Regions from separate parts of the Homo sapiens genome. Here region 2 is linked to region 1. A link is a contact called in ENCODE Hi-C or POLR2A ChIA-PET data. All regions are on one chromosome and are shown on one strand. The core of a region is the stretch at or near the end of the contact, and the rest is flanking DNA. Distances in the headings are between cores, read along the strand shown.

The links. Hi-C counts contacts between places; a loop is a spot of excess contacts on that map. ChIA-PET counts read pairs that join two places held with the same protein, here RNA polymerase II (POLR2A). Pooled maps may share reads with other maps.
Region 2: a loop to region 1 is called in a pooled map, with 2.1 times the contacts of the local background. The contact joins the enhancer-like site here to the promoter of ITPRIPL1 in region 1. A Hi-C loop is called at or near these places in 6 of 50 pooled maps. POLR2A ChIA-PET finds 5 or more read pairs at or near these places in 4 of 52 experiments (BJ, RWPE1, activated CD4-positive, alpha-beta T cell and 1 more).

Annotation. Positions count from the first base shown.
Region 1 is chr2:96,323,456-96,327,670 of GRCh38, reverse strand. ITPRIPL1 (ITPRIP like 1) reads right to left here and starts at 2,354. Exons shown (of 3, transcript NM_001008949.3): 1 at 2,106-2,354; 2 at 1,822-1,924; 3 at 1-1,029. The coding sequence starts at 1,831. RefSeq lists an enhancer at 1,667-2,167 and a silencer at 2,190-2,439.
Region 2 is chr2:96,552,384-96,556,598 of GRCh38, reverse strand. It overlaps ARID5A (AT-rich interaction domain 5A), which reads right to left. Exons shown (of 7, transcript NM_212481.3): 7 at 3,965-4,215. Among named protein-coding and RNA genes, the nearest start is that of ARID5A, 18 kb to the right of the region's middle. RefSeq lists an enhancer at 2,265-2,790. Within about 2 kb of position 1,683, at least 7 of the 41 ENCODE cell types and tissues checked have a DNase peak (open chromatin) inside an H3K27ac peak, as active enhancers do.

The DNA of each region.
Region 1 (4,215 bases), core at 1,105-3,604:
TAGACGGTGGGAGACTGAGTTTAAAGTCATACTTGTGGGCCACAAGGGCCCAGGCATTGCCCATCATGTTCCGGAACCACTGCACAGTCTTGCACACGTCTAGGTGGAAGCCGGTGCAGAGAGCTGCCTTGATGGAGCTACTACACTTCCCCAAGACTGCCGAGGGGTCCCTGTGGTGGTGCACCAGGCACAGCACGTCCCCTAGGAGTTTCTCACGCTTGCACACACATTCTGACTCCACCAGCACACAGCCACAGCGGCGGCCCAGGGCTGGGTCCCTCATCTCCAGGACAAACATGGTGCCCTGTGGGGGGACAATGGGCACCAGGATATCAAATTTCTGGGTCTCATGGAGGGTTCCCCATTTCTCAAAGGCAGCCCCGATGCCCAGGCAGTCTTCCAATTGTGGGTGAGCCTCTTGGCGGCTGAGCACCCGACAGGCCTCAATGAGATCATCCACAAAACTCTCCACAAACTCACAGGTGCAGGGCAGGTCACGGATGGCATTTTGGACATAGTGTTTGTAAAAGGAGTCCAGGGCCTCCTGGGAGGGGAAGTCAGTAAGCCAGTTGTAAGAGGTGACAGGGACAACACGGACTTCCTCCTCCTCCTCCTCACTGCTGGAATCAAAGGCCGGTTCATGCTGCATGTTCTGTCGCAGGAGCTCAAAGACGAGAAAAAGGCAAAAGAGGCCAGTGTTCCACAGGTTTCCCAGCATCCAGCCCAGAGGCCCTTCCTGGCCATCGGCCTGGAACGGCCACCCCATGTCTTTCTTCCCCAGCACTAACTGGTCACTGGATGTGTCTCCTGTCCAGAAGTTCTCTGCCTTCTGCCTCTGCTCAGCGGCTCGCTTTCTCTCTTCAAACTCCATCTCTAGCAGGCGCATCTCCTCACTCATTCGCTTCTCCAGCTGCCGACTCCTGGCTAATGTGTCCAGGTCCATCCGATCACTGACCATCAGAGGGTGGTGAACAACATACATCACTGCCAAGAACAGCAGGCTTATCACAGCCATGGAGGCCTCTGCATCTGGAGAAGTAGGAGAGTAGGAGTCAGTGGTCATCTTCCAGACTTATCTGCTCTCTAGCTCACATTCCCCAGAGCCCTGGTACCCCAAATTCTGAAAATCAGCTACTCAGGAGGAACAGAAAGCCCACAGAGCTTGGCTTGGACACAGCAAGGGTGGTCGGCCTGGGAGGAGGTTCGAGAGAAAAGAGGGCGAAAGGATGTGCCACTCAGTCTCTCTCCTGCTTTCCTTCCACATGGTGTGGGTGGTATTTAGGCTTCCAGAAAGTGTACATGGGACTGTTTTCATTCCTGTGTAGGATGGGGAGGGGGACCCTTGTGGTAGGGTGGCCTCACCCGACTCCTCAGTCAACCATGGGCACCAGATATGACCTGCTGATCCCAGAGGCTCCCTTTTATAGCCAGAAAGCCCTGAACCTGCCTGGGTGACACCTTTCCTCTGCCCCGGCAGCCAGTTGTAGCATTCCACTTCCTCTGTGACTTCACAGTCTTCATTCTGCTCACCCAGTATGAAGTGAGCCTCATCACTCAGCCTCTCCCTCTCTGCCCAGGGAGCGCAAGAGAGGCACAGTGCCGCCAGCTGCTTGCTACGGTGCCCTCTCTGCTCCTAAGGGGCTAGTGGATACCCCGTGTGTGGGCAGGCTAGCTTCACTTCTTAGTTCAGAAAACTGTCTGCAGAACCAGGTGCCCAAGGCCTACCTGACAGCCGGCAGTGGTCAGTTCCACTGCCTCCCCACCCACCCGTGAAGCCCGAGCTTCTGCCACTCACCCTAATTCACAAGCTACCGCGCTTACCAACATTCATGAAGGACTATGCCGTGTGGACGCTGAAGCCAGCTGGGCCTATCCTCCCTTTGGAACTTGGCCTTGCTTCGTCTCCCCGCCCTCTCTAGGAGCCCTGTTAAAATGTACAAGGTACCTGGGGGCTTTGGCTCAAATCGGAACCCGACCCTCCCCCCATTCATAACTTCCCCAAATTCCACGCCCAGAGATTTGTACTCTCACCCGCCTATCCGTAGGAGGCCAAGGGCCCATCCTACCTCGGGATGTCTCCCGGGACCCAGGGCCAGGTTACTCACCGTCAGTGTTAGTAGGAACACGATCTTAAAGAGACAGCGCGGCCTGACCGCCACTGCTTTTTTCCCGGCAGGGTGGGGGCGTCCGGTTCATCGCTGGGGCCGCCCGCGGGAGTGGCCCTGCTCCCCTTTCCTGGGTTATAGACCATGCTTGTCCGAGCGTCTGAACGTCTGGCTGAGCGCGGTGGGCCCCTACGACCCCCAGCACGCGGCTCCGAGGGCGCCCGCGCGCCGCAGCCGCTCCCGCCGTCCGGGCTCCTCCCCGCCCACCCAGTACAAGCTCCTCCCCGCCCAAACCCCCGTGGCCCAGCGTGCAGGGGCAGCGGCCTCCCCACACCGGGTCTCTGTCCGCACCGAGGCCCCCGTGGGTTTGCTGGGAGAGTGGAGGGGCCGTGGCCACACACTCTCCGCTGCTCGGCCTCCCTGGGGTGGCAAATGGGGCACCGCCGTGCCTGCTGTCAGCTGCACTCAGCTCAGTTCAGTGGAGAACAGACTTACTAGGATTCGGGTGTAAGGATGATGGTGGCAAAACTAGGAATTGACCGAGAAAAGCCATTCTCACTTCGGGCTGGCCCTGAGCAAAATGGCACACGAAATAAGATGTGGTTTCAGCACCCTAAATGTGCTTCCCTCCCAGCCCACGCCCAGACTCAGGCATCTTTCCCCAACCCCTTTCTCATATCAAAGTGACTCTCATGAAAGAACAGACAGCACCCAAAGACCTTACTTGGGGCCTTGCTTGCTACTCACTGGCCACGTGGGAGTAAGAATCCTACCTACAGGGCAGCTCTGCTGATACATGGGTGTATAAAGGAGAACTTTATACGGTGTGGAGGCTGGACAAGCTTTATCACACCTTAAGAAACACAACAGAATGGGTTTCCTGAAAGGGATCTTCAGATATCAGAAAGAGCCCTTAGTCTTCCTGTCTTGTGTCAGCTATCCAAGAAGAAAAGGAAGTGATGACCCCTTGATACTAACTCACTAAAATCCCTCTGCTGAAAGACAAGTTTCAGGGTTTTTATTTGTTTGTTTGTTTTTGAGAAAGAGTTTCGCTCTGTCACCCAGGCTGGAGTGTAGTGGCACCATCTTGGCTCACTGCAGCCTACCCGCCCCAGGTTCCAGTGATTCTCCTGCCTCAGCCTACTGAGTAGCTGGGACCACAGGTGTATGCCACCATGTCCAGCTAATTTTTGTATTTTTAGTAAAGACGGGGTTTCACCATGTTGGCCATGCTGGTCTCGAACTCCTGACCTCAGGTGATCTGCCCGCCTCGGCCTCCCAAAATGCTGGGATTATATGTGTAAGCCATCACACATGGCTGGGTTTCAGGTCTTCTTATCCAGTGGCAATGTGTAGGGAGCTCCCAAACAACTTGTACAATACTTCCAAGAATACTGACTTATTTAATTGTGGAGCAGGAAAAACTGTCTGCTAGCTGACAATGACTGAAGTTCCAAAGTTACTTTTTATAAATGTGAATTATGAAAAATAGATCACAGGTTATTGAGCATTCATGCATTTGGAGCAGTAATAATGAAAGTCTCTTATCTTTTCACTTATGACATGATGTCAGGATGCAAAATATATGCTTCAGAGTGTGCAAAAACGATAATGTTTAAGACCATGTGTTTTAAAGTTGTATTATTTTAATTAACAAATAATAATTGTACATATTCATAGGGTGCACAGTCATGTTTCATACATACAATGTATAATTTCAGATTAGGGTAATTAGCATATCCATCATCTCAAACATTTATCATTTCTTTGTGTTGGGAAGGTTCAATCCTCCCTCTAGCTATTTGAAACTATATATTATTACTATTATTATTTTGTGTGTGTGTGTGACGGAGTCTTGCTCTGTCACCCAGGCTGGAGTGCAGTGGCACCATCTCAGCTCACTGCAACCTCCACCTCCTGGGTCAAGCAGTTTTCCTGCCTCAGCCTCCCAAATAGCTGGGATTACAGGCACACACCACCAAGCCCGGCAATTTTTTTGTATTTTAGTAGAGTGGGGGTTTCACCATGTTCTCGAGCTCCTGAGCTCAAGCAATCTGCCCACCTTGGCCTCCCAAAGTGCTGGGATTACAGGCATGAGCCACCATGCCTG
Region 2 (4,215 bases), core at 434-2,933, 230 kb before region 1:
ACCCCAGGGAGAGAAGGCAGTTGGAGCTGAGTCGGCAGTGCGTGCTGTTAGGTGATTGACCCCTGGCTGGGGGCGGGGGGAGCCCTGATGTGTAGCACGTGCTGATTTCTTTCTTTTCTTTCTTCCTTTTTTTTTTTTGACAGTCTCACTCTGTCGCCCAGGCTGGAGTGCATGGCACGATCTTGGCTCACTGCAACCTCTGCCTCCCAGGTTCAAGTGATTCTCCTGCCTCAGCCTCCGGAGTAGCTGGGATTACAGGCGCCTGCCACCACGCCCGGCTAATTTTTGTATTTTTAGTAGAGACGGGGTTTCACCATGTTGGCCAGGCTGGTCTTGAACTCCTGACCTCAGGTGATCTGCCTGCCTCGGCCTCCCAAAGTGCTGGGATTACAGGCGTGAGACATAGCGCCTGGCCAAAAATTCTGGTTTTTAAAGAGAAGCCTGATACCCACATTTTTATGTGAAATCTGATTTTTAAATTCTGGCAACTATTTAAAAACATTTAGCTGGCTGCCGTGACATGCACCTGTAGTCCCAGCTGCTTGGGAGGCTGAGGTGGGAGGACTGCTTGAGTCCAGGAGTTTGGGTGCTGCAATGCATGATGGTCTTGCCTGTGAATAGCCACAGCACCACTCCAGCCTGGGTGACACTGCAAGACCCCATCTCTTAAAAAAAAAAATTAAACACATCTCAGGCCACTGTCAGCAGCCTCTGTTGTTTGTTTTTTTGAGACAGAGTTTCACTCTTGTAGCCCAGGCTGGAGTGCAATGGCACAATCTCAGCTCACTGCAACCTCCGCCTCCTGGGTTCAAGTGATTCTCCTGCCTCAGCCTCCCTGGTAGCAGGAACTACAGGTGCATGCCATCACGCCCGGCTGATTTTTGTATTTTTAGTTGAGATGGGGTTTTGCCATGTTAGCCAGGCTGGTGTCGAATTCCTGACCTCAGGTGATCTGCCTGTTTTGGCCTCCCAAAGTTCTAGGATTACAGGCATGAGCCATCGCACCTGGCCCACCCTCTGGTTTTGAGGGTAAACCTTTGCTGAGTGGTGGAGGTCTCTCACTTCCCTGCCTGGGCTCCCAGTTGCCCCTCTGCTTCCTCCCCTGCCAGCCCATGGCTGTGCCCACCCTGAGACCACTCCCTCAGCTCCCTCCAGTGCAGGTCGCTTCTCCACGCTGTCCCGAGGTGGGGGTTGCTGCCAGCCCATGTTGCTGCCCCTGCATCGTGGCCTTGCTGTGGACCCCGAGCCCCTCCTCCCCACTTCTTGCCTGACCTTGGCACAAAGGCGGTGACTCCAAGGATTCCCACGCCCCAGCCCCTTCGTTCCTTGGCCTGCTCTCCTCCACTCACTCCCACGAGTGCACCCAGGTACAGGGAACGTCAGCCATGCCTCTTATCCCCAGGCCACCTCCTTGAGTCCTGCGGTTCTCGGAGCCCCACTGCGCTGCATCAGTCCCGCCAACCGTCCTTGGCTCCCCGCACCCAGCCTGGACTCCAGGCCTTCCACTGGCCTGGCTCCCTGCACTCGCCTCAGCTCCCTGTCCCGCTCTGCTGTGCCAGACTGTCCCGGCCCAGTGCCTCCTCGGTGGAACCTGACTCTCCCCTACTCCGAATCGTCACACAGCTTGTGGCCTGGTCCCGCCGAAACCCAAAACCCGTGCCACCAACCTCAGGTGGAACCTAGTGCTTCCCAGAGGCCCCAGGGCATGGCGGTGCTCCCGTCTGAGATCACTCATTCTCGTCCCCTCCTCCCCTCAACCTCAGGTCTCCAGCCCTGGTACTTGTCCTCAGTCTCTGCTCACTGAGGAATCAGAGGCACTGACGGGACCCCACCATTCAGGCGGGTTGTGAGCCAGGACGCTACCCTCCGAGAATCGGGTACAGCTAGTACCGGGCTGTGGGGCACTGGGCCCAGAGGGTGCCCTGGAAGCATGACTACATCCGGCTCTAGCATCTGTGCCAAAGCAGGGTCCCCTGCGTCCTGCCCAGGGCGCCCACCTGCCCAGGACAGACGTCCCACGGGAAGTGCATTCTTCAGATCGGCCTCCAGAGGGCGCCGTGATCGCAGCGCTGAGCTGCCTGCCCTCAAGTCCTGCTGACGGGCCGCCTGCCCATCTTTGTGCCAGGGCCAGGCCAATGTTGCTTCGTAGATGAAGGGCACCCTGCCCCATGCTGGGCAGGACCCTGCACACAACAGGGTCACCTCCCCTTTTATCCAGGCAGGGGATCCGACCCCAGTGATCTGTGGCCCAGCACCCAGGGCCTGGAGGGTGGGCAGAACTCAGCTCCTCCCTTCTTTTTTTTTTGAGACCGAGTTTTGCTCGTTGCCCAGGCTGGAGTGCAGTGGCGCAGTCTCGGCTCGCTGCAACCTCTGCCTCCCGAGTTCAAGTGATTCTCCTGCCTCAGACTCCCAAGTACCTGGGATTACAGGTGCCCGCCACCATGCCTGGCTAATTTTTGTAGTTTTTGTACAGATGGAGTTTCACCATCTTGGCCAGGCTGGTCACAAACTCCTGACCTCAGGTGATCCACCCCCCTTGGCCTCCCAAAATGCTGGGATTACAGGTGTTAGCCACTGCACCCAGCCCCTCCCCGTTCTTTATCATCCACTGAGCCTCCACAGCTCGGAGAGATGGACTGCACACGGGCGCATGTGGCAGTGCGGAGCTCAGGGCTGGTCACTCCAGGTGCTCAGGCTGACATCTTGGCATCTCTCAGAAGGAAAGAGGTGGAAGGTTGGGAGATGCCCCTGCAGAGCCTGAGTGCTCTCAACAGCAGGGAGCACCACTCTTTGCCCCTCCACCCGTCACAGGCCTCGCTTGGAAGGTGCCTGAGCTCTCCTCCACAGGCTGCTCCTGAAGGAGGTGGCCAGGGGCAGGGGCTGGATAGGGTGCCCTTTTGGCCTGGCCACCCACTCCCTGGTGCCAGGCATGCTGCACGTTCCCTGGTCTGGGTTCTGTCATCGTGGATGGTAGCCTTGGGCAAGCAAGACCCTGCCCATCCCCGGCCTTGGCCTCTCTACCTGCAACCTATGGGGGCCCTTCCCATGGCCGGAGTTCATGAGCATCCCAGCCCCAGCGGCCAGGGTAAGTTCCAGTGGTGCGTGTCACCCACTGACCTGCTCACACCTGTAGCCCCGACATCTGCCCTCTGCTTGGCCAGCAGTAGCCCCACTTTTCCAGGACTACATGTGAAGCTGTTTGGGTGCAGGCTGCTTGTGGAGGGAGGGGACAGTGCCTCTGAAAAGAACCCACCCTCCCTCCTCCTGAGCCAAGGCCCTGCTCCCATCCGGCCTGCAGGAAGCAGGGCGTCAAGCCGCAGGGATTCTAATATGAGCCCTGGGGCAACCACATCTGAAACTGCAGGGGCTTGTTACCGATGCAGACACCCAGGCCCAGACCAGTGGATTTGCTCCCCTTTCCCTCCAGGCACCTCCGGTGATTTCAATCCAGTGGTCATTCTGGTCTGTCCATGCGGTTCAGGCAAGTGGGGTGGGGCTGCAGAGAGGGCTCAGCTGCAGGCCCCAGAAATCTACATCCACCACCAACGCAGACCAACTCAGGCTTCCTGGTCACACCCCCAACCCCCCAGGGGCACTGGTAACAGCCTGGGGTCCCGCTCAGAGCACGGGAGTCACACAGCCTGTGCAGCCCTCCCCTGCCCCTCCTGCCAGGGGAACCTGGGCAAGTCACCGACCCTCCCAGGACCTCCAATCCCCATCTCCACAATGAGGAAGGCAGCAAGCATTCCCTGAAGCTCAACTAGGAAACTGGACTGAAGGCAAGGACAGATGTTAGAGGCTGCCTAAACGGCAGAGGCTGGGGTTTGCTTTGGGCCCGCTCTTCAGTGGGGTAGTGGCGTTCAGGTCCACCTCCTTGGCCCCCTAATGGCAGCCCCACCCACAAGCTCACCCCCGCCTTGCCTGCCGTTGCAAAGGCCCATACCACACACACCTCAGGGCTACGTGGATTCACACTGGTGTCTTTTTATTGGATTTTCCGTGGGCAACCTGGGTGCTTCGAGCTCCGCTCTGGGGCAGTGGGAGCTGCCCATCCTCTCCCAGCGCCTTATAACAACTGGGTCCTCTGCTCCTGGGCTCAGGCTGCTGCCTTGAGATAAACCCAGTTTTCCCACTGCCTTCTTCTTCACTTGTGCCAGGCTGCCCAGCCAGGGGCATGGCCCGGGTGTCCTGGGTAGCAGGCACTAGTTCAGAGCC